Linked DNA regions of Homo sapiens: region 1 is linked to region 2. Evidence: chromatin loops called from intact Hi-C (ENCODE). Cell type or tissue: sigmoid colon. All regions are shown on one strand. Links, peaks and the distances in the headings refer to the core of each region. The heading gives the core; the rest is flanking DNA.

The links. Peaks named below come from ENCODE experiments on the same cell type or tissue, not always from the same donor. Only the 100,000 strongest peaks of a DNase experiment are listed, where the experiment ranks them.
Region 1: it touches region 2 in a loop (3-fold over the local background); 1 of 110 quality-filtered maps calls a loop at or near these places.

What each region holds. Positions count from the first base shown.
Region 1 is chr14:76,637,824-76,653,812 of GRCh38, reverse strand. No RefSeq gene overlaps it. Among named protein-coding and RNA genes, the nearest start is that of VASH1, 120 kb to the left of the region's middle. RefSeq lists an enhancer at 5,793-6,087. In sigmoid colon, for the core only: CTCF peaks have their summits at 5,906 (motif pointing right) and 8,694 (motif pointing right); no DNase peak of the experiment used is centred there.
Region 2 is chr14:76,531,981-76,547,969 of GRCh38, reverse strand. No RefSeq gene overlaps it. Among named protein-coding and RNA genes, the nearest start is that of ESRRB, 160 kb to the right of the region's middle. RefSeq lists an enhancer at 1,477-1,976. In sigmoid colon, for the core only: no CTCF peak of the experiment used is centred there; a DNase peak (open chromatin) is centred at 9,879; H3K4me3 peaks cover 485 bases.

The DNA.
Region 1 (15,989 bases), core at 4,780-12,779, 110 kb before region 2:
GGAGTGGTTATGATTAGAATCTTACTTTGGGAGGCCGAGGTGGGCGGATCACGTGAGATCAGGAGTTCGAGACCAGCCTGGCCAACATGGTGAAACCCCGTCTCTACTAAAAAAAAAAAAAAAAAATTAGCCGGGTGTGGTGGCACACGCCTGTAATCCCAGCTACTTGGGAGGCTGAGGTACGAGAATTGCATGAGCCTGGGAGGCAGAGGTTGCAGTAAGCGGTGATCATGCCACTGCACTCCAGCCCGGGCAACAAAAGCAAAACTCCATCTCAAAAAAAAAAAAAAAAGAATCCTACTTTGCACTTGCAGAATGTGAGACTTTAGCAGTTGAGGTGTCTTGCTCACGGACTCGTTGAGGGTAAGTGCAGGGCAGGCCTGGAGCCGATGGATTATATAGCAAAGCAGGTCGATGTGAGGTGACCAGATTTGTCCCTTGGCAATTTCCTTAAGTGTCCACCGCACATCATAGGCAACAAGGGCTCAGAGGTTCCCAGGGGTGGCTTTGGAGTCCTGCAGCCTGGCTGCGAGCACGAGAGCCATGCAGGTGAGGTGGCAGATATTCAGCTCTTCAGGACATTTCCCCAACCATTTGGATGTGGCTTCACTTCCCCATGAAGGGCATAAACTTGGAAGACATAAAACAGCTCTAGGGGTGGGAATGAAAGTAAATTAGGCACAAATTCGAGAGGCAAAGGACCATTGCAGCAGTTTGGCAGGCCGAGGTAGGAGGATTGCTTGAGCCTAGGAGTTTGAGACCAGCCTGAGCAACACAGCGAAACCCCATCTCGACAAAAAAATTAGCTGGGCATGGTGGTGTGCGCCTGTAGTCCCAGCCACTCAGGAGTCTGAGGTGGGAGGATCGCTTGAGTCCGGCAGGCAGAGGTTGCAGGGAGATGAGATTGCACCACTGCACTCCAGCCTGGGTGACAGAGCCATACCCTTTCTCAAACAAAAACAAAAACAAAAACAAAAAAACAGGCAAAGGACCAGCTTTGAAACCAGCACTGCCTAAATGCAGCTGTGCTGTTCATTGTGAACTATGGGTTTTGGGTTGCACAGTTGCTTGATTGTCCCTTTAGTTAGTAGTGCTTTGGTTCCTTTCTCAAGGGCAGGGCCCTCATCCTCTTCTGATGTTCTCCCAAGCCAGCTTCTAGCCCTGCTGTGTTCAGGAGGGACTATTTGGGCAGTACAGCTCTGTTGCTTATGTGAGGTCAGACAGAGGCCTCCCCAAACATAGCTCTCTGAGCTTCCTGGGACCTGCACGTCCCTTTTGCTGTTGTACCACAAGGATCCACTCTTCTTCCTGGCTGGTGGGGGCTGGGGGTGGGGGAGTTTCTCAGTCCCAAAGCAGAAATGGCAGTGCCTGCATTGTCTGGGAAAGAATCACCTCCTGTTTGTGAGGTTTCCTGGGCTGCCCTCCCTACCCAATTTTCAATAATGTTGCTAACGAGCCAGAGAGAGGAACCAACATAATTCACAGTACACAGTTATTAAAATGAGCAGACCTGCACAAGAAGACACACACATAATGGGCGCTCTAGGTTGAAAAAAAACATACAAACTAACCAGGGCACAGAAGTAAGGGGGTCACAGTTCACTGTTCACTGTGTGTCTTAGATTCAGCTTCCTGAGGAGCAACTCAGAGACAGGGATTTGTAAGCAAATGGTTTAACTGGGAAATGGTCCCAGAGAGCACCATAGAGAGTGGTGAGCTTGAGAGAGAAGGAAAGGAAGCTGGTTACCACTGTAGGAAACTGGAGTTTAATCCTACTGGGGAACTCTGTAAACAGTGCAGAACATGAGTCTCAGCTCTGTCTCTCCAAAGAGTGAGGTAGCTGCGTGTTTATACACCAACTCCCACCAGCCACTGGTGGAGGGCCCCAGGCTGCCTTGAGTTTGTCTCGTGATGGGAGGTTCTGGTGTGCTTTCATGGCCAGAAAAACTTGTGGAAAGGGAGATACAGATGCTGGCTGGTGGAGGTCAGGCCAGCCTGCTCAGAAACAGTACATAGCCAAAGGGTATGGTTGGGGCACTGACAGCTTCTGCTAAATTGTGGGAACTGGTACCTTCCAGATGGTGAGTCATTCAATCCTCATTATAAGCTGATGAGGCAGGTGATGTCCACACTATAGAGATAGGGGAGCCAAGGGGCATACAGTTCTCATGTTTCTTGACTAGAGCATTGTTCTCTAGAGCATAGGATGTTTTTAGCATCCTGGACTTCTTCCGCTAAATGCCAGTGGCACCTTCCCATTCCTCAGTCATTGTGATAACTAATTAGCCATCCAAATTGAATAAAAAAATCCTCTCCCCTCCCAAATGCTGAGTGGAAAGGATCTTCTGTAAGGCAGGTGTTCCATTTAAATCACTTTACATTCTACCCTAGGGTCATGTTTATTGGTTAGATTGAGAATGAGCTAATCTGCAGCAACATAATTGTTGGAGCACCCTTTCCATGTTCTGTGGAATGGGAATTCTTAAACTGAACTCATGGGAGTGTCTGAGGACTGAGTAACAAACGTGTTTAGCACAGTGCCTGGGAGAAAGTAAGTGCTCAGACAACCTCAGCTGTTATTATTGGCTGAAGAGAGCTCTTTTTTTCAACAGCAATGCATTTCTTACCTGTTCCTCATTTCCTCCCCGCTCTCTCTTTTTCCCTGTGTTCCCTGCCCCCATGATACCCCTGTCCAAACTCCTTGAGACCTCTGGGCAGAAGAAGGAACTGATGCTTGCGTCTCTGTTTTCACAAAACAAAGCTGTAGTTATCAGGCCAGAATCATCTCTCAGCTGAGGCTGGAGCAGTCCAGAGAGGAAAAAAGGCCACATGTTGGGTAGAGATGCCATGCTGACAGCTGGGATTCAGCCCTGAGTGTTAGCGAGTGTTGTGTGGGTGCGTTCAGGGGAGCTGGAAGCTCAGTGTGCACAACATGTGCATGCCAGGCCATCCATCTGCACACTCATGAACAGCAATGTCTAAGTAGATGCAGCCTTCACAATCTTTTACCCAGACTTTTGTTTTCTTTGCTGCAAAGCCAGGTCTTTTATAAGCCTTTGGCCATGTTTGGCAATATTCATGTCATGCCTCTTCTAGAACCTGTTCAAGCCCATCACAACGTGTGCTGCCTCTCACTCCAATTTCCCTCTCCCCAAGCATCTTCACCCAGATGGGTTTAGGTTAAAATTGGTAACACTCCTGTGGTGTGTGGGGAAGGGGAAGACATGTGACCAGGGGAGGCCTGGGGCATAACGGCTACTTAAATTCTGCTAATGGAGTGATGGAAGTCCAGCAAGGATGGTGACTGCTTTCTTCCTCACCATAATCCCCATAAGTGTGCACTTTCTTGGGTACTGCATGGCGTGTAGTTGATGGAAGACTCAGCCCTGTAACTTTTGCCTGGGTCAGGCCTGAGTGCATGGGTGGAGGGGAGGGGTCAAGTTTATGAGTTGATTATGAACTGATTATAAGTAGAGCAGCCTCAGCCTGTTTTAGTGCTAGTGGCAACTCCAGGGTCATTCTCAACACTACACCAACGTCCATATCCTCAGGATAGATGAAAGGAGGTGCAAGACCACTATTAGCAGAATTGCTTTTGTGTGTAGGATGGTGGGAGCTAAGAGTGAGTGCATTTGATCTTTTCAAAGTGACACTGTCAAGCTCCTTAGTAGAATCCATAGTCCCAGAAGATGAGGCTTTATTTTGTTGTGCATCTTAGCATGAGAGCAATAACTAGAGTAATAGTAGGATTGAACATGGACTCACCATGTGGCAGGTGCCAAGAACACAGTATTCTGTTCTTCACCACGTATCCACAATATGAATAGCGCTGGTACTCATGTTCCCATTTTACAGATAAGGAAACAAACTCAGGGAAATCAAGGATTTGGCTGATAAGGCCACAGAACTATTAAGAAACACAGCAGGGATTAGAATCATCTTTTGGAAATACAGTTAGATCATAAAAATAAGACCTAGTATTCCATAGTACGGTAGGGAAATTATAGTTAACACTAATTTATTGTATTTTCAAAATGGCTAGAATAATTGCAATGTCCCTAACAAAAAAGATGAATGTTTGAGGTAATAGCTCAATTACTCTGATTTGACCATTACATTGTGTACATGTGTCAAAATATCACATGTACTTCCAAAATTTGCACAACTATTATGTAACAGTTTAAAAAGTTATAAAAGAATGATCTTTTAGACACCTAAGGCTCAGCACTGTTGATATTTGGGGATAGATCATTTTCTGTTTTGGGGGGTGTCCTGGGCATTGTAGGATGTTTAACCACAACCATGTCCCCCATCTGCTAGATGCCAGGATTACTTTCCCTATACCCACCAATTGCGAAAACCAGAGATGTCTCTCTCCAGACATTGCCTGGGTTGAGAACCACTAACCTAGTCCTTTCCATCTCACACTTCTAAAAAGAGCACGGTTGGAGAGTGGCCTTCAGCCTCTACCTCTGGGTCACATGCAAGGCCCAGTCTACTGGTTTCCCTTTCAGCCTCTCCTGACTCCACTCTTCACTAGGCCTGTGTCAATTAATTCATTCATTCATTCACTCATTTATTCAATGACTACTTATTAAGCATCTGTGCTGCACCAGGAGATAGAAATAAACCATAGAAGCTCCTGCCCTCCTGGAGCCTATATTCCAGTGAATATATAAACAGTTCATAATCAACTCATACACTTGACCCCCTCCCCTCCAACCTGTGCACTCAAGCCTGACTCAGGCAAAAGTTACAGAAAGTACCTAATAGATATTAATGTAGCTATGCTAACTCATGTCATTCTCACAGCAACCATTGTTATTTGCTTTTTTTTTTTTTTGAGACAGAGTCTTTCTGTCACTCAGCCTGGAGTGCAATGGCATGATCTCCGCTCCCTGCAACCTCCGTCTCCTGGATTCAAGTGATTCTCCAGCCTTAGCCTGCTGAGTAGCTGGGGCTTTAGGTGTGTGCCTCCATAACTAGCTAATTTTTGTATTTTTAGTAGAGACGGGGTTTCACCATGTTGGCCAGGCTGGTCTCGAACTCCTGACCTCAAGTGATCTACCCACCTCAGCCTCCCAAAGTGCTGGGGTTACAGGCATGAGCCACCACACCCGGCCCTGTTATTTGCATTTTATAGGTGACCAGTCCAAGACACAGAGAGGTTAAACAACTTGCTGGAGGTCACACAGCTGGGAAGCAGTGAAGTTGAGAGTGAAACCCGCGCTGTTGGGCCCCACACCCATGCACCTGACCACTGTACTCTCCTGCCTTTCCAAACCTGGGTCTTCATTCCACAGCCCCTTCCAACTGCTTTGGATATTGTCCCACATCTGTCCCAGTGACATTTTAGACTCATAGGTAAATCTAAACTTGCCATCTTTTACCTCAAATAGCTGTCCACCTTATCTCTCCCCATGGAATCATCATTGTTCCTGTCAACCAGGCTCAAAATCTTGGTGCCATCTAGAAATCATAACCTCCATTCCCCGTAACATCTCCATTCCCAGGCCCTGCTGGTTTTTAATACGAATCTCTCGTCTTCATCCCAATGACCCAGTGAGGCAAGACTATTGTATCTTCTCTTTGTAGATGAAGAAATGGAGGATGAAAGAGGTCACGCGCCTTGCCCAAGATCACACAACTACTAAAGGTTAGAACTTAACCATGTCCTCTGATCACGAAATTTGAACAAGGAACTAATTATTTCGTGTAAAAAAATCTTGTCTCTGCACCTACCTCAAGAGCTCCTAGAAGCAAAGGCCATGACAGTGCTACATCTGCATCTCTTATGTAGAGTCTAGCATTTGTGTTGACTGGAAGAACCAGAGCTATGAAGGCCAAAGTTAGAAAGATGTAACCCAAGATGTAACCCAGACTCAGCGTCCTAAGAGTTGATGCTCTGGAAGTCCACTAGGTGGCAATGTTTCCTCCATGTAGGAGGCCATCCCAAAGCCAAAGTGCAGGGTGCTACTGAGAGGCTAGGTTGAAAGTGACCACAGCATTTGGATTTGAGGTGGTTTCCAATGAGACACACACACACCATGTTTAGAATCTTGCTGGGCATTCAAACACTGATGAAATCTTGGGGACTGTTATTAGGCAGTGGTAGAGCATAGACAAGATTTGTTTTCTAGTCTAATCCTTGACATTACCGAACAAGATGACCCTCAGGGAGTCTCAAGCTCTCTCAGCTTTTATTTTTATCATCTGCAAAGTAGGGATAAGAATATATGCTTGCTTTCGGCTAGGCACGGTGTCTCACGCCTGTAATCCCAGCAATTTGGGAGGCCAAGGCAGGTGGATCACTTGAGGTCAGGAGTTCGAGACCAGCCTGGCCAACATGGCGAAACCTCGTCTCTACTAAAAACACAAAAAAATTAGCTGGGCATGGTGGCGCACACCAGTAGTCCCAACTACTCAGGAGGCTGAGACAGGAGAATCGCTTGAATCTGGGAGGCAGAGGTTGCAATGAGCCAAGATCACACCACTGCACTCCAGCCTGGTGACAGAGTGAGACTCCATCTCAAACAAAAACCCCAAAAAACCCCCAAAACACAAAAATTAGCCGGGTGTGGTGGCAGGCACCTGTAGTCCCAGCTACTCAGAAGCAGGAGAATCGCTTGAACCTGGGAGGTGGAGGCAGTAGTGAACCGAGATCACGCCACTGCATTCCAGCCTGGGTGACAGAATGAGACTCCATCTCAAAAAAAAAAAAAAAAAAAAAAAAAAAAATCTGCTTGCTTTCACTCACAGACAGGGCCATTATGAGGCTTAAGTTGAATACATGTGAAACTAGAGATGGCTTTACAGATGTAGTTTATTATAATTATGGATGTTATGAAATTAACTTACCCATTAGTTCAATAATTTATTTTGTAGAAAAGCATTACCTAAAATCTTGCTATTCAAAGTGTGGTCCACAGACCAGCAGAACTGGCATCACCCCAGAACTGGTTAGAGCTATAGAATGAGTCTGCTGTGGACTGAAAGTTTGTGCCCCGCCTCCAGCCAGGATTTCTATGTTGAAGCCTGAATCCCCAATATGATGGTGTTTGAAGTTGGGGTCTTTGGGAGGTGATTAGGTCATGAGGGTGGGATCCTCAGAATGGGATTAGTTCCCTTATAAGAGGAGACATGAGAGAGATGATCTCTGTTCTCTGCCACATGAGGATACAGCAAGAGGGTGGCTGCCTATAAGCCAGGAAGCAGGCCCTCTCCAGATATGGAATCTGCTAGCACCTTGATCTTGGACTTCCCAGCTTCCAGAACCATTAGAAATAAGTGTTGTTTCAGCCACACAGTCTGTGGTATCTGTTATAGTAGCCCAAACTGACTAAGGCAGAACCTCATCCTAGACCTTCTGAATTGTAACACTGTGCATTTTAACAAGATCTCGAGGTAATTTGTATGCACAGTAAAGTCTGATATTAGTTAGAAAATGATTAGTTTTAGCGAATTAATAAAATAGCAAGAAAAACAAGCTCTGGAGTTGCTTGGGTGTTAATACTGATTTTGTTCAATTCAGTGACCCCCATAATATGAAAAGTGGCTGCTATGATGAGCCTGAATCTTGTTAAGCAAATTGTTTGCAAAGCTTAAAAAATGTGTCTGTATCCAAGTTAGGTTCTAGCGGGTGACTTGAAGTTGAAACAAAACATTCCCATATTTCAATCAGTCAGGATAGACTAGGTTATGCTGCAGTAACAACCAACCTGGCATTTCAGAGGCTTTAAAAGCCCCGGGTGTGTGTGCATCACAGGTGGGTAGGCGGATTCTACTCAGTCCCTCAGGGGTCCAGGCTAGTAGAGCAGCCACCACCCCAAATACTGCAGCGAAGAGAGCTCTGGGGTGGGGGGTCTTGCACTGGCAATTACAGTTCAGCTCGTATTTAACACACAGCACTTCTCCCACAAGCCATTGGTCAAAACTAGTCCCTTGACCCCATCTGCCCACAGCAGGGCAGGAAGCGCAATCGTATCCTGTGCTTAGAAGGTAAAGAGATAGAGCTATTCGGTGAACAGCACTAATAACTGCTACAAAGGTTATCACTGAGTTGGTTGGAACAGCAGCTCCCAGAACTGGGTGTACAGAAAAATTGACTAGGGCTAGCTTGTAAAATGTACAATTCCAGAGCCCCACCGTAGGGACTCTGAATCAGAATCAAGGAATCAAGTGCACCAGGTGGTTCTGATGCACTCTCTCCACAGACCAGGCTTTGGAAGCCCCTGGCTTTGAGTCCTCCTATCCCTTGATCCCATATTGAAGTTTCCTAGCACGCCATAACAAATGACCCCAAACCTAGTGCCTTCAAACAGCAGATATGTCTTCTCTCCCAGCCTCTTTTGGCTGCCGGGGCCTCGGCACTCCTTGGCTTGTAGCTGTGTAACTCCCTTTTCTGCCTATCTTCACGTGGACTTCTGCTCTGTATGTCTGTGGCTTTTCTTTTTCTGTGGATTATAAGGGGCAATTGTCATTGGATTTAGGGCCCACCTGGGTAATCCAGGATGCTCTCATTTTACGATCCTTAATTACATCTGCAAAGGCCCTTTTTCCAGATAAGGTCACATTGGGGGAACATACCTTTTGAGGGGTGTCATTCAATCCACGACAAGCACTCACAGTCACAATGAATCCAGTCTTTGCCCCTTCTGTCTGAACAGCAAGGAGCGGGCTTTGAGAGCCTCACACCACAAGGGGTCAGGCAAGCCTCATGTTTCTGCGGCTTGGGGCCCTCGGCGCCCCGCAGTCCTTTCCCTGTTGGGAAATGCTCCATGCTCCCCTGGTGGGGGTCAGTCTGGGTGAGCTGCCAGCTGGGATCCCGGACCCAACAGCCGATTTTCTCCTCATCTTCCCACAAGAAATAGAGAGATTGCTTGCTAAGAAAGCACCTCCATTTGAGCAGCATGCTCTGAAATCATTGCAGGAACTTAGATATTTCAGCAGCCTCCGACCCATCCAGGACCTGTGTGCTGATGGCCTCCCCTGCCTCAGCTGTGAGGGCTGTGTTCTTGAAAGCTCCCAAGGTTGGAGAATTCCAGGTGGATGGTCATAAGACATTAGGAGGAAAATAGGTGTGGGCATTCAGGTAATCAGACGAACGCTTATTTTCATGTTCTCTAAAAGATGATAGTAATGACCACACATTAAATAGAACACTTCAATGTCATTTGACACATCTTGAATAATAATAATGGCTCCTCAACAATTATTTTTCATTTAAGTAATTCCTGTGCTCTTCAGAAACATTTTAGCGCGTTCAATGAGAGTTTAGACACGGATCTTGCTTGGCTTTTGAGATTAGGCCAAGGAAGGGGGACAGTGTTTTGTGTGTGTGCTTTGGCATTCAGGACCAAAGTGCTTGACATTTTACAACAAGGAGTCCCCAAGTCACCGTCCCTAGGTCATCACCTGGCACACCTGCGGTTTCTCTGCACGGATGGTTGCCGAGAGGCACGTGGAAGTGCGTCGGAGGGGACTCGAGTTTTTCTTGAGCATATTCGCAACAGAAGGGTGGGCTTGCTAGGAGCTTGGACCATCAGACCCTGGCCTTCTGGTCACACTGGCCCCATTGCCACAAGCTGTCAGCCGTGTAGTCACGTCCTCAGAGAGCCCAGCCCAAACAGCCACAGCCTGCATCTCCTTTTCATTGCACTCACTGTGAGGTCCCTCCGTGGCTAGATGGTTGTTTCAGTGTTTCCTTGGTTTCACGTTTGGCATTTTCCCTCCTGGGATGTTCCCGGGGGAACAGTGCCTTTTATATGCAACCCTCTGAGGGTGAGGCCTTGCCCATCCTCCTCTCTGCAGCTTCCCTGGTGCTTTGTAATGTCTAGCACTGAGTAGGTCTTTGATAAATGTTCTTAGGAAAAATGAGTGTCCGCTTGGTTGTGCCTGGAGCTGACCTTCAGGGAGACCTGCTTCTGTTTGTGCAGAAACATTTCCCTCTGGGAAAAGGAAATCTTCTGTTTATTACTGTGAAAGTTTCTTTTTGACCTGGGGACTTTTCAGAGCCTTCAATATGCAGGATGTGAATTATAATGGCCACGAGGGGAATTTAGCGTGGGAATATCAACCTTCTGTCTTCCCGGCTTGGAGCTGTTTTCCCAGAGAAGACCCAAGGCAGGCCCAGGTTCCATCCCCCTGTCTGGTTGTACTGGCCAGCGAGGGCTCCCCACTGGCTGGGGGACCCTTGTCTCTGCCCTGCCAAAGAGAAGTGGCATGAATTCTGGCAGAGCCCTGAACTCTGTGTTGCAGTGGCCATCTCCAAGCTGTGTCACGGTGAGCAAGTCACCTGGGCTCTTTGGGCCTGGGTTTCCTCACTTATTTCATTTAATCAACACATGTTTATTGAGTGCCTGTTAGGTGCTTGGCACGCCACTAGGAACTGGGGCTAAAATAGTGAGCAACGAAGACAGTCCTTCCTTCATGGAGCTCTCAGTGTGGTCAGGAAGAAAGACGCTTCCAAACAGCCCATGTACCAGTCTAAAGATGCAACCATGACGAGCTCCATGGAGAAGTCACAAATGGCATCTGAGATCCTGGGATGGGAAGAGTTGACCTAATGAGGGTGGAGAGCCATGTCAGGGAAGGCTGCTGGAGCTGGAATCCGAAGGCAGGGAAGAGCCACCCATGCACAGGAAACTGCACGGGAACTTCATGGGCTCAGGCAGTTTGGTGGGCGTGACTGTGGCAAAAGGATGCCAGTGGGTCTGGGGCAGAGACAGTGAGGAGGTGGGGAGCAGCAGAAGCCAGAGAGGAGGGCAGGAGAAGGCAAAGGAGGACCTTGTGGGCCACATTAGGGGGATGAGGCTTTACCCTGAATCTGTGGAAAGCCATTGATGTGTCTGATGTCTGTGCATGCAGGGGTGGGTGGCACAAAGCTGACACATGACCAGATTTGCATTTTGAGAAAGCACCGTTCTGGGCAATGGATTGAAGATGAACCAGAGTAGGCAGCAGTAGGCCAGACAGGAGGCTAGTGCTATCATTCAGACGGGAGAAGGTGGTCATGCAGAATCAGTCCTCGAATCTTTATTGAGCATCTACTACATGCCAGGTTTAGTGAGAAGGGAGATAGACAGTAAGTATAATAAATAAGTAAATACATTGCAAAGTATTATGTGCAATGGAAAAAGAAAAAGAAATTGAAGAGGGTAAGCAAGATTGGGAATCGGGATGGCTTGATGGCAGAGATCCTTAGAAGATAAAAATGGCGGTGCTCTATGAAGAAGGATCAGGTTGGGGGGATTAAGTGAGAGACAGTTGTCAAGGCCAATTCCTAGGTTTTTGGTTTGTGCAATTGAGGAATGGTTTAAAAAGAGTTGCCCAGGCGTGGTGGCTCATGCCTATAATCCTAGCACTTTGGGAGGTCGAGGCGGGCAGATTGCCTGAGGTCAGAAGTTTGAGACCAGCCTGGCCAACATGGTGAAACCCTGTCTCTACTAAAAATGCAAAAAAATTTAGCCAGGCATGGTGGCGGGCATCTGTAATCCCAGCTACTCGGGAGGCTGAGGCATGAGAATCACTTGAACCTGGGAGGCAGAGGTTGCAGTGAGTCGAGATCAGCCACTGCACTCCATCCAGCCTGGACAACAAGAATGAAAGTCTGTCCCAAAAAAAAAAAAAAAAAAAGAAAAGAAAAGAAAAGAAAGAAAAAGCATATTAGACCAAACATTACTCTTCTTTCTGATTCTGTAGTCCCATGGGCTCTGAGACAGTGACCCCATCACCTCACCTCAGCTGTTGCAGATGGGTCTGTAATCTTATCTCCACAACCCCAGAGGACTTCCTGCTTTGGAAGCCCCTGTCCTGGATTTGCCACATAAGGATGCGGGCGCTGTTGCTGTCTGCGTGTGGCAGGTCCACTCTGTGGTCCACTGGAGTTCCTGTTGTATCTCCATCAAACTCTCTCCCTGGGGTTGGTCACATTTGCCCCAGGAGAGTGCTTACTGATTAGGGCTCAATTAACATTCAGTATTGGTGCTACTCATTGCTGCCAGCATCCTCCGTGTAGCCCAGCCCTTACCACATCCTCCAGCCTACTCGGTGTCATCTGTCTCCTGAAGCAATTCTACCTTGACCCTCCTGGCTGGTGACCAAAGAATAAGGTGCTGCGGGGTAGGTTTCTTGAGTTGGGCTGGGAGGAGGGAGCAGGAGCTTTAGTAGCTGAACTCTAAGATCTGCCTATTTCCAGGGTCCTGGGCCACCTGGCAGGACTTCCCACAGCTGGCGATTTCCAGTAGAATCCCAGTGACAAGAGAGAGATGGGGTTGGCTGACCCCGAGACTTGAGTCTGAGTAGTCCCTGCTGTGCCCTCACTATAGAAAGGCTGAGGCTTCCTGTCAGGCTCCACCTTGGCACATGCCTGGCGTGGACAAAGAGATATGACAGAATAAAACCATAATTAACATGTATTAAATGCTTCCTATGTGCTGAAGAGCTTTCCATGGATTACTTCATTTAAACCTCAGAGCAACTCTGTGAGGTAAGTGCTATTAACATCATCTTTCTCATTTTAGAGGTGATGTAATCAGGCTTGTATAAGCTGCCCAAGGTCACAGAGCTAGCAAAGTACAGAGCTAGATTCACACCCAGGCCAGCTCTGCTCTGAACCACTGTGCTCCAGCAACTGATGGCTCAGCCTGGAGGTTACCCGACAGGGGATCCCAGTGTTTGGACTCAGTCCTGACTTTGCATTGCTTTATGCAGCAATTTGGAGCAAGTCCATCTGTTCATTCATTGATTCACCAAATATTGATTTAAGGCCTTCTATGCAAGGGCTGGGGGCAGTGAAATGATGTCATCTTGGAAGAGCTCCCAGTCTGGCTACTGAGACAGACACACAAGCACATCATCAGGGTTGTAGAGGGACAGGTGCTTTATGGAGCAGGAGAGGAGAAGGTGACAATGCTTGTCTGGTATGGGAGTGGGAGGTCTGGGAAGAGGACACGACTTTTGCAGAGGAGAAAGGCGTTTTCCAAGGCTTTCCAGGCAGACAGAACAGGGAGCGCAGAGCACTGGCCCTCGCTGGCCAGTACCCATGATGTTTCAGGGACTTCAGGCTGGCTCTGCGATTACAGCAGAATTTCCCAAAGTGTGGACCTTGGGCCACCTACATTAGAACGATTTGGGGTGTGGGAACATTGCAGGCTTCACCCCAGACCCACTGAATCAGAATCTCTAGCTGCTGGGGCCCAGAAATCTGCATTTCCTCAGTCCCTTCAGGGGATGCTAATGTGTAGGGAAGTCTGGGGTACGCAAGGAGAAGCAGGACAGCAGCCACTTCTGGGTTCATAACAGGGTTGGCAAGCTTTTGCTGGACAGGACCAGACAGTAAAGATTTTAGGCTTTGTGTACAAAGAGGAGAGTTGAAGATACATGCTAAACATAACCACTTACAAAAACAGGTGGTGGAGGGGGCTGGACTTGGCCCATTTTAGTTTGACCTTAACCTGCCCGCTCATGGTTTAGAAAGTTAACCATGTTAACTGGTGTGGGTGCAAGTGAAGACAGGGACATGAATGTCACACCTAGGGAAGCAACGGAAAGGTCTCAAGGGCCATAAAGCCCTAAGAGGGGCAGAGAAGGCTGAGAAATATGTCAGTGGAAGGAAGGACAGCGCTGGTCAAGAGCTTGGCAGGAAGGGGGCGGGCAGAGGAAGGAGGTAGCAACTTGTGCCTTGAGCACTTGAGTGGATGGGGATATTACTAGCTTACTATAGTAGCCTATGTAATAATTTATAAATGAGCTGTGTAATAACCCATATATAAACATAGTCAAGTGCTGAGCAGAGGCCCCATGGATTGAGAACTGGAAGGAAGCCATTGTATTTGGCCCTGTGAGGTAATTAATGACCTTTGTGGGAATAGTTTTTGGAAAGAAGTGAGAGCCAGATGTTGGTGGGTTCAAGAGGAACAGGCAGAGAAGAAATGGAACAGGTCAACCCAATGGGTCTCCCAAGTTCTGGCCTGGTGAGTCCGGCTCCGGTTTCCTTTGGCAGATAGTCACACGAGCCAACAGAAACCACACGATGTGGTCAGTGCTCTATTAAAGGCAGCTGCAAAGAAGTCCAATGAGGTAAATTACAGAACTGTGGATACTATTGTAAAATGCCACTGCCTTTAATCCTGAGCTTCCCAGCAACCATGGTAAAGAGGAAAACATGTTCCTATTGTCCAATATGTTATTCCTAAACTTCCATCATTCTTGAACAACTGTAACATTTTTGCCTTTCCTGTGGTTCTAGCAAAATTGTTACTTACTTGACATTTTAAAAAATCAATACAATTATTCAATTTAATTTAAAAATCTTAAAAACTTGATATTTTTGTAAACGGAAAACCACCATCACTAACCACAAATAGAGGATAATGACACAGATAAGTACATATCATTAAAATTAAGAATTCTTGTCTGTTAATATCACTAAAATAACTAAAATTAGTCTATAGGCTACTTACAATATGCCAGTTACATAGTGGGATAATAAAATAATGCATATAAGGTCAATTGAAGACCATCTTATTTGCTGGCATAAAATTCAAGGAAACATTTATTGCAAAAGACACAGAAATTCCAATCAAATGGATGTTTCTTATGAACCCCTGTAAAAGTTAAGGACATAAGATTTAATCTTAACACACTGAATACTTTTCTGTGGGCAGCTAAGAGAACAGCAGACAAGTATGTTTCTTCTGATGATCTAACCCAGGAGTCTGCAAACTTTTTCTGTTAAAGGGCCAGATATTAAGTAATTTATCCTTTGCAGGCCATATGGTCTTAGTTGCAACAACTCTATTCTGACTATATCGGGAAAGCAGCCATAGGCAATACATAAACAAATGGGTAGGGCTTTCTTTTTGTCTGAGATGGAGTCTCACTCTTGTCATCCAGGCTGGAGTGCAGTGGTGTGATCTCGACTCACTGCAACCTCTGTCTCCCGGGTTCAAATGATTCTCCTGCCTCAGCCTCCCGAGTAGCTAGGATTACAGCTGCCCACCACCACACCTGGCTAATTTTTGTATTTTTAGTAGAGACGGGGTTTCACCATGTTGGCCAGGTTGGTCTCAAACTCCTGACCTCAGATGATCCGCCCATCTCTGCCTCCCAAAGTGCTGAGATTACAGGCGTGAGCCACCGCGCCTGGCCTGTGTTTCAATAAAACTTAATTTATGGACGATGACATTGGAATTTCATATAATTTTCACAGTACAAAATATTATTCTCTTTTGATATTTTCAACCATTTAATAATGTAAAAACCAGCTTTAGCTCGTGGACTTTGCACAAACAGGTAGCGGGCTGCCTTTGGCCCCTGGGCCAGATGTTACTGAATCCTCAGTCAGGACTCGGAGAAGCTAGTGGAATGGAGAATGAATGTGTTCTTAACACTGTTCTCCTCTCTCCATCCCCAGTGCTGAAGGGCTTATACAGACTGGTGGCAAGGCCATATAAGCGATTGGCAGCAGAGTTAGGACTAGAACTCAGAATTTTCTTTTTTGGATTCTGTGCTCTTCCTTGTCTAGATGCTGTCTCCCAGGTAGAGGAAGCCTTTACTCTGTGCCTGGCTGATGTAGATAGAACCTCACTTAATCTCTTTGTAAATAGAACCTCACTTAATCTCCTGGCATCCTTTGTGTGGCATATGATCCCATTTTGCAAATGAGGAAACAGAGGTTTAAAGAGGTTAGGAATCAAAAACTTGCTAAGTCATGGAGCCAGAATTTATACCCAGATCTGTCTGATTGCAGAGACTTACTGTCTGCATTATAATTGTGTAGTCCCTTCCTGTTTCTTTGGGCACTTGGTCACATTGGAACAATGACTGCTAAGGAATTGCCTTGGCCAGGCGTGGTGCCTCATGCCTGTAATCTCAGCACTTTGAGAGGCTGAGGCAGGAAGACTGCTTGAGCCCAGGAGTTTAAGACCAGCCTAGGCAACATAGCGAGACCCCTGTCTCTCTCCATACACGCACACATAAAATTAGCT
Region 2 (15,989 bases), core at 5,144-13,143:
CGAGATATTACATTGTTTCTGAGTGAAGCTAAAATCTCTCCCTGACACGGGCATTTATCAGGAGTGCCTTTCATCCTATTTATTATGGGCCAGATGAGCGTGGGGCTGTGGCCGGCTGGGGTGCTGGGCTGGGACCGTTTTCCCCCATCCCCTCCCTCTCCCTCTATCACTCCCTTGATGGGGTATTGATGGGGTTTGTGACAAGTTAATTATTAGCTAAAGATACGCAGATCACCGTAAAAGGGTCGGGCACCTGGGGAAGAGAGAAGTTCGGTTATTGAACAGTCAGATCCCTTCCAGGCCTGTTGTGCAGAAGCCTTAGTTCCAGGCCTGGGCCTGGTCCCACTTGGTAACCCTGAGTCCAGCCAATCAGAATTGCTGAAAGCCAGGCAGCCAGGCCCCACTCCGTGGTGTGTGCCTGTAATTCTGTAATCCCAGGTACTCAGGAGGCTGAGGTAAGAGGGTCGCTTGAACCCAGGAGTTTGAGACCAGTTGGGGCAACATAGTGAGACTCCATCTCTAAAAAAAAAAAAAAAAAAAAAAAAAAAAAAAAAAAATTATTTATAAAAAATGTCATTCGAGTTGATAAAAAAAGAATTGCTGAATATTTGTTCCATAAAAGGGTAGGGGTTAGGGGGCTTGGAGGGCTTAACCGCGCATACCAGCAACACACCCAGCAAAGGTGCATCCAGATCCTTAGTCTGCACTAGAAGCACGGCCTCCTGCTGCAGAGCCCAACACTGGTAATGTCTGCTCCTTCTGCCCTTCCTTCTCCTTCTCCAGCCTGCACACAATCACCCCAAACTCCGTGACAGTGTCCTCTGTACTGATGGTGTAAGGGAAAGAGGCAGCCTTTGGAACCTGGGTGTGCTCATTGGCTACTCGCTGAAACTGTCTCCATTTCCTCTTCATGTGATGGGGTGTGATGATAATGTCAGCCTCTAGGGGTCGCTGTTATAAAGTGTTTCCTCAGGATTGGCTGGGCATCCCTGTGGAGGCTCCTGGGTGGAGTGGGAGACTGGATTGACACGTGTGCACAGATGGAATGCCATGGAGTAGTAGCAGCTGTCAGGATTGGCTGCTTGGCGTGGGCTACTCAGGGGTCATCCATCCACAATCCCTTTTGGAAGAAGCATTCCTTCCAGAAATATTACAGACTGCCTTCTATCTTCTAGGCATGGTGCTAAGGGCTGAGTAGAGAATAATGAACGTAACAGATCTGGTTCCTGTTCCCCACCTGGGCACAGTCTAATGGAATGGGCCTCCTGTCCCCAAAAGAGAATCAAGTGCTCTGTATGATTTTTGTCCCCGGGGGTAGGTTCACTCATGGTAGGTCCAGCCCCGGATCTGAGTCATCTCCCACTCCCATGGAGTATTTGGCACATAGTGGGTGTCAACTAATATTTTTGGAATGAATGGATGGATGTTGGAATTAGGCAGTGTTGAGCCGCAGGTGGACAGGTGTATGCTTGCTGAGCCTCACGGAGGCTGGAGGTATGATTAGGGCCTTCTTTCTAGGAAAGAAAGGCTGTTGGCTTAGCTTGGGGGAACTGTCCATCTCCAAGCTCCAGCCAGGTAAAGAGACAACCCAGCAAAAAGGAAAGAAGTGTCCATTGTCACTGGATGTAAGCTAGGCAATGAAGTTCCCCATTGTTGCTGGCAGAGCCAGAGTGACTGTTCTCTTTTCTGGCATTTTTGCTTAATGACCAGACATCTGCAGAACCTGCCAACCAGCAGGAGGTGGAGGGGAAGGTCACCCCAGAGCATACCCCAACCCCGGACCCAGCTTCCTACTCTATGTGGGAGGTGGCCCAGAGTGGAGGGCAGGCAGGTGCTGGAGGAATCCTGGGAAGGGTTGGGCTCAGGTGTCATGCAGTCATGCTACATAAATCTGGCTGGCCATGTCTCTAGTCTGCACCCCTCTAGGGGCCCTCCCGAACTTGGGTGGGGCCTACTGCCTCTCAATTCTGGCTTCAGCCTTGGCTGCTGTCTTTCTAGTCTCCCGACTGCATCTCTGCCAACCAGGACCAGCCCTGCCCCACCCTGTCCCCAACCCTGCTTCCCAACGCCCAGCAAGGACGTCTGGACCTTGATGATGGGCATGGGACTTGGGCATCTCTGAGAGTGCCGGCCCCTGATTGGCTATGTTGTGGATTCAGCTGTCGGGCTGACTCAGCTCCTTCTTGATGGAGTGTTTTCTTGTTAAAAGAAGCATGAGTCTAAAACAGTAATTCCCAGACTCTGTGTGGGCTGTTCCCTTCTCCAGCCATCGCTGTCCACTGCTGAGAGTGGGCCTTGTTCAGCAAGTGTGATGAGGCAGATTAAAGACCAAGACCCTACTTTAAAAAGTTCAATATATACCCAGGAAGCAGAAGTTGCAGTGAGCCGAGATCGCACCATTGCACCCCTGCCTGGGCAACAGAGCAAGACTCCATCTCAATAAATAAATACATACGTACATACATACATTTTTAAAAAAAGTTTAATATATAAAACAAAATGAAAGGCCAACCGGGAAAGACCTTCTAGGATTAGCTCAATGACAGAGTGGTACACAATAATGATGACGATGATGATGATGACGATAGCAGCTAACACCTACTGAGTGTTCGCCATGTGCCAGGTACTATAATAAGCAATTTGTATTCAGTCTTGCATTTAATCCTCATAAAAACCCAGGAAGTTGGTATTACAGAGGCTCAGAGAGATCCGCAGTGAGGGTAGAGATGGGATTTGACCCTGGGTCTAACTCTACACCAAATGCTCTTAACTATTCACTGGAAAGGATATTTGTTGTTATTGTTGTTGTTGCTGTTTTTGAGATGTCACCCAGGCTGGAGTGCAGTGGTGCGATCTTGGCTCACTGCAACCTCTGCCTCCCAGGTTCAAGCGATTCTCCTGTCTCAGCCTCCTGAGTAGCTGGGGCTACAGGTGCACGCCGCCACGCCTGGCTAATTTTTTGTATTTTAGTAGAGGTGGGGTTTCACCGTGTTGCCCAGACTGATTTTGAATTCTTGAGCTCAGGCAATCCACCCATCTCGGCCTCCCAAAGTGCTAGGATTACAGGCGTGAGCAACCACGCTTGGCCTGTTGTTGTTGTTTTTGAGACGGAGTCTCGCTCTGTTGCCCTGGCTGGACTGCAGTGGTGCCATCTCTGTTCACTGCAACCTCCGCCTCCTGGGTTCAAGAAATTCTCGTGCCTCAGCCTCCCGAGTAGCTGGGATTACAGGCTCCTGCCACCATACCCGGCTGATTTTTGAGATTCTAGTAGAGAGGGGGTTTCACCATGTTGGCTAGGCTGGCCTTGAGCTCCTAACCTCAAGTGATCCGCCTGTCTCCACCTCCCAAAGTGCTGGGACTACAGGCATGAACCACCACACCTGGCCACTGGAAAGGATCTTAGTGACCAGCCACTCTATCTCTTCATTTTCTGTAGGAGGAAACTGAGGTCCAAAGAGGGAAACCTGTCACCTAGAATCAGTGGCAAAGCTGCAACTGGGTTCTAAGTGTCCTAATTCCAAATCTAAAGCTTTTCTCTGTGAACTAGAAACACAGCTCTCCTTTCCTCCCTCCTGTCCCTCCAAGGCCGAGGGAGATCATAAAGGCAGGGAGAAAGGGAACCCAGGGCCAGAAGAGCCGGGATCTGGATGTGAGCGAAACGATGCCAAACACATAGGCATAGGCTTGAGCCCCAGGGAGCTCAGGGGGGCTGGTTTTAAAGATAGGAGCAGGGGTCCGGAGCCAGCAGAGCAGCTGGAGATGGGGCACATGCAGGTTCCTGAGGGTCATGGTGGGTCAGGATCCAGAAAAGCAACGAAGACCACAACTAGGGGGCCTTGGTGTTTAGAAAACTTTGAAAAGAAGCTGAAGAACCAGGCATCTGCGGAGGCAGGAAAGACCCCAGGGCCTGAGACAGAGCCACCCAAGGAATGCAAGAGACCTAGGCAGGTGCTGGCAGCAAGCAAACAGAAATCGAGGGGGCATCGTGAGGCCCAGGGGTGAGATGAGTGTCCTTATGACCGACAGCAGAAAAAAATAGAGGCAGCCAAGCTGGAGGGACGGGGGCACTAACAAGACATGAGGACCTGGGGCCACTGCCTTGCACAACCTGCCCGAGTGTCTGCAGCAACCTGACTGAGAGCCAGCGGCCTGCCCTGGGGTGGTTTCTTGGTTCAGAGTTGATGGTGGGGGAAGGAAACAGAGGTCAAGAGTATCTTAGAAGTTTTTTCCAAGCATTTAATAAATATTTTTCCTTTGTGATAGTCACAAGTAACTTCTGTGAATATTTAAATTGTTTTAATAACTTTTTTTTTTTTTTTTGAGATGGAGTCTTGCTCTGTTGCCCAGGCTGGAGTGCAGTGGCATAATCTCGGCTCACTGCAACCTCTGCCTCCTGGGTTCAAGTGACTCTCATGTCTCAGCCTCCGAGTAGCTGGGATTATAGGCATGTGACACCATGCCTGCCTAATTTTTGCATTTTAGTAGAGACGGGGTTTCGTCATGTTGGTCAGGCTGGTCTCAAACTTGCCTCGGCCTTCCAGACTGCTGGGATTATAGGCATAAACCACCGTGCCCGGCCTGTTTTAATCACTTTTTCATCAGCCTTCTTCTTAAGGGAAATTTGTGTTGAGACCCGCGTGGGAGCTGGAATGTTTGAGGTTGTATTTTTAATAAAATACATAATAACAAAATAACAATAACAAAAATGTAAATAACAAAACAACAAAAATACATAATAAAAGGTAGAAATAATAAAAGGATGTAATATTTGTATACCTACACCTATGCCTAGTATTGCTCCCTTTCTGCACATTATAAATTTTTTTTTTTGAGATGGAGTCTCGCTCTGTCGGCTGGGCTGGAGTATAGTGGCTCACTGCAAGCTCCGCGTCCTGGGTTCACGCCATTCTCCTGCCTCAGCCTCCCAAGTAGCTGGGACTACAGGCGCCTACCACTGCGAGCAGCTAATTTTTTTGTATTTTTTTAGTAGAGATGGGGTTTCACCCTGTTAACCAGGATGGTCTCGATCTCCTGACCTCGTGATCTGCCAGCCTTGGCCTCCCAAAGTGCTGGGATTACAGGTGTGAGCCACCGCACCCGGCCTATACATTTGTTTATTTATTTTTATTTTTTATAGAGATGGGGTCTCTACATATGGGGTTTCTCTATGTTGCCCAGGCTGGTCTTGAACTCCTGGCTTCACGTGCTCTTCCTGCCTTGGCCTTTCAAAGTGCTAGCCATCATGCCCGGCCATTTATATTATAAATTTAAAACTAATATTTAAAAAATGTTGGTAAGGAGCGCTATATGGTATAGAAAGAACATGTTTACCTTGAATTTCCCTCTCATCGGGGCTTGCCAGCATCCTCAGAGGTCTTTCCACCTTTGGAAGGAATGCTGCACCCAGCTAGGAAGGGGTGTGTGTTCTCTACTTCACAGTGGTAGACAGCCCTGGAAAGACACTTCCCACATCAGATCGGCAAAGGAATTGTAATCATTTGGGATGCATAAGCAGGCCATGTTGCATCTAAAGTCTTCAATAATTCTGCACATTCCTAATCTGTGCAATATTTCAAGTGGCTGGGTTTTAGACTTGGCTATTTAGAGTTAATGCTGCTACGGGGGTGGGGCAGGGTGGGGGAGAGGGGGAAGTAAGGAGGAGGGGTGACGAATTTCTACAAACCCAGTGCCTCTGCACCCAGAACCTGGTAAGGGGGCAGTGGTCAGAGGGAAACAGAGAGAAAGATATCAAGTGTAGTAATCAGTATGAAAAATGGAGCCGCGGTTACTTTAAACAAGAGCTAATTCATCACAAGAACGAGTGGATAAGTAGCTGAGTTTCAGGCGTTCAGTAAGTTCCCCGTTCTGCTCCAAAAATTATTCCGCCCCTGTCTGCACGCTCCCATAAATCATCCCTTCTTCACATCAGCTCCGATTACCAATTACTCCTGCCTGTAACATGCATTCCTTGCCCAACCCCATCTGATGGGGCCCTGCCTTTTAATTTTACAAATGCTTTTTTTCCCCCACTTTACTTTCTTCTTTCTCCTTCAGTCCTTCCCCTCCCCCAGCCTTCCATTCTCTGGCTGTCTTCTCTTTTTCTGTCTTTGTCATCTCTCCTTTGCACAATGCCCCTCCTCTCTTTGCTTCAGCCCCTGGCCAACCTGGCCATTCGCAGTGGTGCTTTGGGAAGCGGAGTGAGGAACTGCCTTGGGCAGTGGTGGCACCTGGAGCACCTGGGAAAGATGTGAGAAGGGTGTACAGCTCTCCCCTTCCAAACTTGAGAGACATTTGTCCCCAGCCTGCTTCTTGGTCTGTAGGCTTGGACACAGTTTGAGTCTGGGGTTCTCCTAACCTGTTAGAAAGGGCATCCCATTCTCCCCAGAGGAAAGATTTCCACTCCCCCTGGCTCCTGGCATGACAACAATGGTCATAATAAATACTTATCATGAGAAGTACTGGCTGCTGACAATGTTTGAAGGACAAAGGTAGACAGTCTCTGCAGGGCTCTAAAAACTCCTTTAGAAGAGGCCCTGCCTTCCAGCCCAGCTTCTGCTGCTGACATAGAATCACTCAAACTTCAGTCGTTATTGTATCACTTGCACAATTATTGCCACATTTTGGTACCGTATTTTCTTAAAATCAACTTTAAATTAGCTCAGCTCTCAAAAACTTAACTTTGTTCTATGCAAAAATTCATGAACTCATGTGCTTAAACGGATAGTTACATTTTCCCCCATACCTATGGAAATAAATGCTGAGTTACTATACCAGTGAACTTAACTTTATACCAACTGAAATTGTCTTGAGATCTTCTATCGCACGTGTGTCATGCTTTGGCTAAAGCATCAGTCCCTCCTGCACACTCAGAGATGTGGCATGATGGGGACATGGGACCAAGATTCAGAAAGTGTCAGCAGCTCAGACTTGTGCAGACTTCACTGTGCCCTAGAAGCCCCAGGAGCCTGATAAGATGCCAGTTCCAGCCCTACCTTCAGGAACTCCGATTTGGGAGTTCTAGGATATGGCCCACGCCCGGAAACCTGGAGTTGGACACATACCCCCAGGTGTCTCTGACCATGCTTTGAGAAATACTGGTCTATCCTGGGCTTCAAACCTAATTTACTTGGTGACCTTAGGAAAATCACTTATTTTTCCATTTTGTAATTGCTTAAACTGGGAGAACCTTAACTGTTCTTCCTACCTCATAGAGGTCAGAGAAGGTCAAAACTTGACAAGCTAAGTAGCGGATGGATTTTGACAGGTGCCCAGTTCTGTTGAGATGGGACGCACAGGTGTGGCTTGTTTCCTTCAGCATCTGCGGGACAGAGATCCAGCTCCACCCATGGGTATTTGCATACTAGCCTTGCATCAGTACAGCCCATTGTTTTTTGTTTGTTTGTTTTAGACAGAGTCTTGCACTGTTGCCCAGGCTGGAATGCAGTGGCACGATCTCAGCTCACTGCAGCCTTTGCCTCCTGGGTTCAAGCAATTCTCATGCCTCAGCCTCCCGAGTAGCTGGGAGTATAGGAGTGCGCCACCATGCCTGGCTAATTTTTTTGTATTTTTAGTAGAGATGGGTTTGCACCATGTTGTCCAGGCTGGTCTTGAACTCCTGACTTCAGGTGATCCACCTGCCTCGGCCTCCCAAAGTGCTGGGATGATAGGTATGAGCCATCATGCCCAGCCCAGCCCCTTGTTTTGATTGGATTTGAAAATTAGATTCCTGCAGGTTTGAGAACCCCAAAGTGGATTCTAAGCCAGTTTCATGATTGCCATTTGCTATGGTTTGAATGTTTTTGCCCTCTCCAAAATTCATGTTGAAACTTGATCCCCAGTGCAACTGTATTGGAAAGTGTGGCCTTTGGGAAGTGATTGAGTCATGAAGGCTCTGCCCTCATGGATGAGATTGGGTGACCTTATGAAAGGGCTTGACAGAGGGAGTTAGCCTTTTCTTGCCCTTCTATCTTTCACGGTGTGAGGACAGTGTTCCTCCATTCTGGAGGATGCAGCATTCAAGGCACCATCTTAGAAGCAGAGACCAGACTCTCACTAGTCTACCTGCTGGTGCCGTGATGTTGGACTTCCCATTCTCCAGAACTGTGAGAAATAAATTTCTGTTCTTTATAAATGACCCAGTCTCGGGTACTTTGTTATGGCACCACTAACAAAACAGACTGAGACACCATTTAAATAGTGTGGGGGGTATAGATACATAAAAAGTCACCCAGAAGTCCAGGGTGGGAACTAGGGCACTGCAAGCAAAATATTTAGGGTGCAAAACTTAAGGATGCACTTCCTGTCGGAGGCTGGCCATGCACTTGCACAATCCTGAGAGTGAGGACCTCCTTAAATGTCATGGATGGGGTGTCTTGATCCTCTCAGTCCTGGCTCTGCAAAAGCCATAGCGTTGTTGGATCTAAATCCTCATAAGGCAAGGTGAAGGCAAGAGAAAGAACCAAGAGTCAACTGAACATCCAAAAGGAATGGCACTGTGCCCTGTGGGGCACACAGATGCCATATCTGGCAGTCTCACAAGCACCTGCAATGGAAACAGCATCAATATCAGTTTATACCTGAGGACATCCAGGCTTATAGAGGTTAGGAAAGAAGAGGAAAGGAAAAAATAAAGAAAGGAAAGGAAAAAAGAAAGGAAAGGAAAGGGGAAAGGGAAGTGAAGGGAAGGGGAAAGGGAAGGAAAGGAAAGGAAGGGAAAAGGGAAGGGGAGGGAAAAGGGAAGGGGAGGGGAGGGGAGGCAAAGGGAAGGGAAGGGAGGGGGAGGGGAAGGGAGGGAAGGCAAAGGGGAGGGGAGGGGAAGGGAGGGAAGGCAAAGGGTAGGGGAGGGAAGGAAAGGGAAGGAAAGGGGGAGGGAGGGGAGGGGAGGAAAGTGGAGGGAATGGCAGGGAAGGAAAAGGGAATGGAAAGAAAGGGAAGGGAAGGAAAAGGGAAGGGAGGGGAGGGGAGGGGAGAGAAGGGAAGGAAAAGGGAAGGGAGGGGAGGGGAGGGGAGAGAAGGGAAGGAAAAGGGAAGGGAGGGGAGGGGAGGGGAGAGAAGGGAAGGGAAAGGAAGGGAGGGGGAAGGGAGGGGAGGGGAGGGAAGGGAAGGGAAGGGAGGTTCTTTTTTTTCCACCAAGTAGTAGCATTGATTCCACTTCATGAATGAGGTCAGTGGAACCCAGAGCCTTTATATGTTTCCCATATATTTAATAATTTATTATTTTTAAATCACTCCTTGACAAAAAAATACTTTAGATCACGTATTCACTTAGATGACTACATCCATCCTTCAAACATGACTGAGTAGGCATCCAGTCAGGCACAGCAAAGAGTCAGATTTCTTTCTGGAATCATAGAAGCCAGTGGGAGAAAAGATTAGCTGGTGGCATGAATGAGATGGAGTAAGTAAAGAAAGGAGCGTCTGCTGCATGATCAAGGGGAGCGGGAATTATGCCAGAAAGCTTAAGCTGAAGGTGATTGTCAAAACTTCACAGGATTTAGCCCTGAGCTTCCCTGGTAAATACAGTAGCTGCCATCAACCAATAAAAAGCATCCCCGCCTGTGACCTGTCGGATGAGAGATGATCTCCCCAGCACTAAACTGAAAGCACACTTTGGTGCTGAGAATCTTTACATAAGGGGCACCGACAGCAGCAGTGCCAAGGAGAATAACGTAGTAATGAGAATAGCTGCCGTTTATTGCATAGGCACTTTCAAATGCTAATGTAATGCTCTCAAGTATACCACAAAGCAAGTCTTATTCTAACCTTCATTTTTTTTTAGAGTGGGAAACTGAGACTCAGAGACAGCAAGCAGCTTGGCCACAATCCCAGTCATTAAATGCCCGGTCTGATTGAAAGCAGATTTTCCCAAAGTGGCCAGTATCCCTTGGCTGCTCCATTTACAAGACCAGTGCCGCCGGTCACAGGATGAAAATCACCTCTTACTACTGACAGGATATATTAAATAAGTGACACAGACATTCCAGTTAATTAACTATGTTGCCCCCTGCCCTTTCATTCCATAATCAACCCTGTTATCTGGGGCCAAGTTTCCTAGTGTCTCCTATTTTATTAAAGTCCTTGCTTCCTGTATCTACAGAATCTCTATAGAGCTCTAGAGAGGCCTCCAACAAGGGAGGGGATACGGACTAGGAAGAGACATCATATCTGGGTGCCATGAGCACCCAGATTGAGTGAGACCTGGGTGAAACTGTCAGGAGCAGAAGTTCTCAAAGTGTGGTCCCATAGCGGCAGCAGCACCTGGTACCTCATTAGATATGCAATCCTCTGACCCTGTAGAAGTGGGTAAAACTATCCCAGACCTATTGAATTAGAAACTTGAGTAGGCCAGCAATTTCAGGTTTAACCAGCCCTCCAAGTGACTCTGATACATGCCAAAGCTTGATTACCGCTGGTTTAAGTTAGTAGTTTTCAACTGTGGCTGCACATTGGCGTCACCTGGGAAGCTTTAAGAACTACCAATGCCCAGGTCTTACCCCCAAAAATTGACATTATTATTGTTATTATTATTTAGACAGGGTCTCGCTCTGTCACCCAGGCTGGAGTGCAGTGGTAGGATCATGCCTCATTGTAGCCTCGACCTCTCAGGCTCCTGTTCTGTAGATCCTCCCACCTTAGCCTCCTAAATAGCTGGAACTGAGAGGTGACAGCGTGCTGGCAGTCCTCAGAGCCCTCGCTTGCTTTCGGCACCTCCTCTGCCTGGGCTCTCACTTTGGCAGCATTTGAGGAGCCCTTCAGCCCACCACTGCACTGTGGGAGCCCCTTTCTGGGCTGGCCAAGGCTGGAGCCCACTCCCTCAGCTTGCTGGGAGGTGTGGAGGGAGAGGCGCGAGCGGGAACCGGGGCTGCATGCAGCGCTTGTGGGCCAGCTGGAGTTCCGGGTGGGCGTGGGCTTGGCGGGCCCCGCACTCGGAGCAGCCGGCCAGCCCTGCTGGCCCCGGGCAATGAGGGACTTAGCATCTGGGCCAGCGGCTGCGGAGGGTGTACTGGGTCCCCCAGCAGTACCGGCCCACCTGCGCTGTGCTCGATTTCTCGCCGGGCCTTAGCTGCCTTCCCGCGGGGCAGCCCTCGGGACTGAAGCCTGCCATGCCTGAGCCTTCCCCCGCCTCCGTGGGTTCCTGTGCAGCCCGAGCCTCCCCGACGAGCGCCGCCCCCTGCTCCATGGCGCCCAGTCCCATCGACCGCCCAGGGGCTGGGGAGTGTGGGTGTAGGGCACCGGGACTGGCAGGCAGCTCCACCTGCAGCCCCGGTGCGGGATCCACTGGGTGAAGCCACTTGGGCTCCTGAGTCTGGGGGGGCCTTGGAGAACCTTTATGTCTAGCTCAGGGATTGTAAATACACCAATCGGTACTCTGTATCTAGCTCAAGGTTTGTAAACACACCAATCAACACCCTGTGTCTAGCTCAAGGTTTGTGAGTGCACCAATCGACACTCTGTATTTAGCTGCTCTGATGGGGCCTTGGAGAACCTTTGTGTAGATACTCTCTATCTAACTAATCTGATGGGGACGTGGAGAACCTTTATATCTAGCTCAGGGATTGTAAACGCACCAATCAGCACCCTGTCAAAACAGACCACTTGGCTCTACCAATCAGCAGGATGTGGGTGTGGCCAGATAAGAGAATAAAAGCAGGCTGCCCGAGCTAGCAGTGGCAACATGCTCTGGTACCGTTCCACGCTGTGGAAGCTTTGTTCTTTTGCTCTTTGCAATAGATCTTGCTGCTGCTCAGTCTTTCGGTCCACGCTGCTTTTATGAGCTTGTAACGCTCACCGCCAAGGTCTGTAGCTTCACTCCTGAGCCAGCGAGACCACGAACCCACCAGAGGAAGAAACTCGGAACACAAGTGAACATCAGAAGGGACAAACTCCAGACGCGCCACCTTAAGAACTGTAACACTCGCCGCGAGGGTCCGCGTCTTCATTCTTGAAGTCAGTGAGACCAAGAACCCACCAATTCCGGACACAGAACCACAGGCATGCGCCATCACTCCTGGCTAATTAAAAAAAAAAAATCGTCTGTAGAGATGGCGTCTCCCTGTGTTGCCCAGGCTGGAAGAATCTACTTTAGTGGGTTTGGGATATGACTCAGGCATTGGGATGTTTTTTAAAATTTCTTGGCTGATTCTAGACTGTAGCCAAGGTTGAGAAGCCCTGGTTTAGAAGCTCAGAGAACTCTAGACCTGACCCCAGCTCAGTCCCCCTGAGTGATAGGTGCCCCAGAATGGGCTCCCATGGGCTCAAGAGTTCAAAGTTGTCACTTTGCCCCTGAAATTCTTCTTGTTTTGAAGGCTTAGAATTAAGGCACTGGACATTGGGAAGTGCTGTGCAACCAAGGAAGAAACATGGAATTGGAAAGACTTTTTTTTTTTTTTTTTTTTTTTTTTTGAGACGGAGTTTCACTCTTTCGCCCAGGCTGGAGTGCAGTAGCATGATTTCGGCTCATTTCTTGAATGATTTATTCAACAGCCTCCCATAGTATCACCTCACTGCTAGATATTTACTGAGTGCTCACACCCCGACTCTGTTCCATGAGCTTTATATGTGTCTACTAGTTTAATCCTTACAAAATCCTTATGAGGCATTTGCATTTTACAGATGAGGAAACTGAGGCCAAGAGAGTAAATAATTTGCTCAGGATTTCATAGCTGCATGCAGCAGATTCAAATTCAAGCTGTCTGGCTTTGGAGCTTAATTTTTAACCACTCTACAAACCTCCTCCAACCAGTGTTCATGTCCACCAGAGGTACCTTCCTGCGGCACCCTCGGAATGGGGTTTGGCAGACACTGATTGTTGTTCACCTGGTGTCTATTCTCCATTTCCTCCCAACTAACAACACTGATTTTATTTAGGACTCCAATTTATCCCATTAAAAATACCTTCATACCTCTCTGTACCTAGAGTGACCATGTGAACTAGTTTTTTAGTTTCGCTCTTGTTGCCCAAGCTGGAGTGCAGTGGCGAAATCTCGGCTCATTGCAACCTCCGCCTCCTGGGTTCAAGCGATTGTGCTGCCTCAGCCTCCCAAGTAGCTGGGATTACAGGCGTGTGCCACCACACCCGGCTAATTTTTTGTATTTTTAGTAGAGACGGGGTTTCACCACGTTGGCCAGGCTGGTCTGAACTCCTGATGTCAGGTGATCCACCCACCTCAGCCTCCCAAAGTGCTGGGATTATGAGTGCCCGGCTGTGAACTAGTTTTAATTAAGGAGAAATAAGCTACAGGATGGTGCTTCCAGGGAGATTCCTTTTTTTTTTTTTTTTTTTTTTGAGACAGAGTATCACTCTGTCACCCAGGCTAGAGTGCAGTGGTGCAATCTCAGCTCACTGTAATCTCTGCCTCCCCGGTTAAGGCAATTCTTGTGCTTCAGCCTCTTGAGTAGCTGAGACTACAGGCACACACCACCATCCCCAGCTAATTTTTGTATTTTTAGTAGAGACAGGGTTTCACCATGTTGGCCAGGCTGGTCTTGAACTCCTGACCTGAAGTGATCCGCCTGCCTTGGCCTCCCAAAGTGCTGGGATTACAGGCATGAGCACCGCGCCTAGCCCAGGGAGACTACTATCCAGGAGGATTTCCAGCAAGTATAAATGGGAACAGGGTCAGCTAGCATGAGCCATTCTCTCTTTGCTGTTCCCTCATTCTTTCTGCCTGTAGCATGGTAGCAAAACCTGGAGGTGCAGCAGCCATCCTATAGACATGAGAATGAAGGTCGCCTGCTGAGAGAGTTAGACAGAGCCTGGGTTTCGATGACTTCCTCGAGTTGTTGCACCAGCTCTGGACGACTGTCCTCAGGACTCTTGGTACAAAAGGAAACTAAGCCTATAATTGGTTCAGTGACTGCATTTGGATTTCCATTAAATGCAGCCAAATGTCATATCTAATAAACACAGGGGATCACGCATTCTTCAAAGTTTGTGTTAATGGTCAGTCTCATAGCCCACCACTAGCAACAGCAGTGTCCTTAAACTTGGGTATAAATGGGAATCAGACAGGGCTTGGGGGCCCTGTACACAGTGACTAGGACCCACCTTCAGAGCTTTTGATTCAGTAGGACTGGGGCAGGACCTGGGAATTTGCTTTCATATTCTAGCAAGCTCCCAGGGGATGCTGATGTAGCTGGTGCAGGGACCACACTTTGAAAAAGACTGCCCTACAGCACGGGGCTCAAACAACTACTGACCCAAAGTGCATTTTCAGCCCTTTCCCTGATTCCCCTGACTCATTTCCCCAAGACACTATTCTCCAGCCACACCAGGCTGGAGGATGCCCCAAATACCCAACGTGCCCACACCTCCAAGGCTTTGCCCAGGTCAGTCCCTCACCTTGCAATGCTCATTCTTCCTGTTTTTCTGCAACCCAAACCCCATTTGTCCTTTAAAACTCAGGCTTCTTTTTCATGACATTTTCTCCAATGCCTCCGGAGAATGAAACTTTCTTCCTGCTGAGTCTCCCTGAGCTTTGCTTTTTATCTGTTCAAGCATCTCTTTCATTCTGCTTGGAATTATAGGCAGTTGTTTGCTTGGCTATCTCTCACCAGGATGAGAGCTCCATGTGGGCAGAGACCAGGTAATAGTATTCAGCTCTGTAATCATCCCCTCTTCAACCTGGCCCAATGCTATAAACATACAAGTTGCTCATAAATTAATGAATTACATGAGAACATTTAGATAGAAAAAAGTTTCTCCCCCAAATAAGCATAGTTAACATTTACTAAGTACTTCCTGTGTGCCAGAACCTAGTCTATATGCCGTGTCTCACTGCCATGAGGTTTTAAAGGAGGTTCTATTATCCTCCTATAGATGAGGAAACTAAGGCACAGGGAGTTTAAGTAACATCATATGTCTAAGAAGTGGTGAAGGTTGCTGAGCATGGTGGTTCATGCCTGTAATCCCAGCACTTTGGGAGGCCAAGGTGGGTGGATCACGAGGTCAGGAGTTCAAGACCAGCCTGGCCAACATGGTGAAACCCCATCTCTACTAAAAATACAAAAATTAGCCAGGCGTGGTGGCACATGCCTGTAATCCCAGCTACTCCAGAGGCTGAGGCAGGAGAATCGCTTGAACCTGGGAGGCGGAGGTTGCAGTGAGCCGAGATCACACCACTGCACTCCAGCCTGGGCAACAGACAAGACCCTGTCTTGGGTAAAAAAACAAAAAGTGGTGAAGGCAGGATTTGAACTGGAGCCCATGCATTTAGCCATGCATCAGCCTGCCCCTCAAGCACAGAATCCAGACCTGTCAGGTCAGGGACAAAGAAATATTAGCAAGAAAGGTGATCTATTCCTGAGTGACCAGGAGGCTAGTAAAATTAATCAGGGTCTTTAAGTGGCTGAGAAATGAACTACCTATTAAAACCTGTCTTTAATAAGAAAAATAAAGTTAGGAAATGGGTGCAATTAGTAAGTCATAATAAAAAACAGGTAAAGGGTCACTTAGAAAAATTAAATGCTAGAGAGATACATAAATCAAGGGGCCCTATGGCATGCAAACCGAAAGGTCTTGGCAGAATTAGCTAATGAACTTAAGAAACTCTTGACACCTACTTTCAAAAAGCGACGGCAAACAGGGAGATGGCTAGAGAGGGAAAAACGTGGGACTCAAAAAACAAGAAGAAAACCGATTCCAGCAATTTCCCTCCAGGGAAGCCGTAAGTTCCGTTTGTAGGCAAGCCATAGAACAAATTTTATGATTAAAAATTTACGATAAATTTTACAAGTAGAAAATCCAGTAAGCAGCTGGAGGGCAACAGAGACCTGAGCCATAAACGGAACTGGCAGGTTTACACAGAAGTCATGCCGGGAAACCATAATGCTTTTTTATTCTAACTAACTTGTAATATTAGTGGGAAGAGGGTCCACTGAAGATTTAGTGCTTTTTGATTTTAGAAAAGCCTTTGATTCAGTGTCTCATGAAATCTGACTGGCAAAATTAATTTAAATTGGCACAGACAGGGACCGTCTCAGGGATGGGG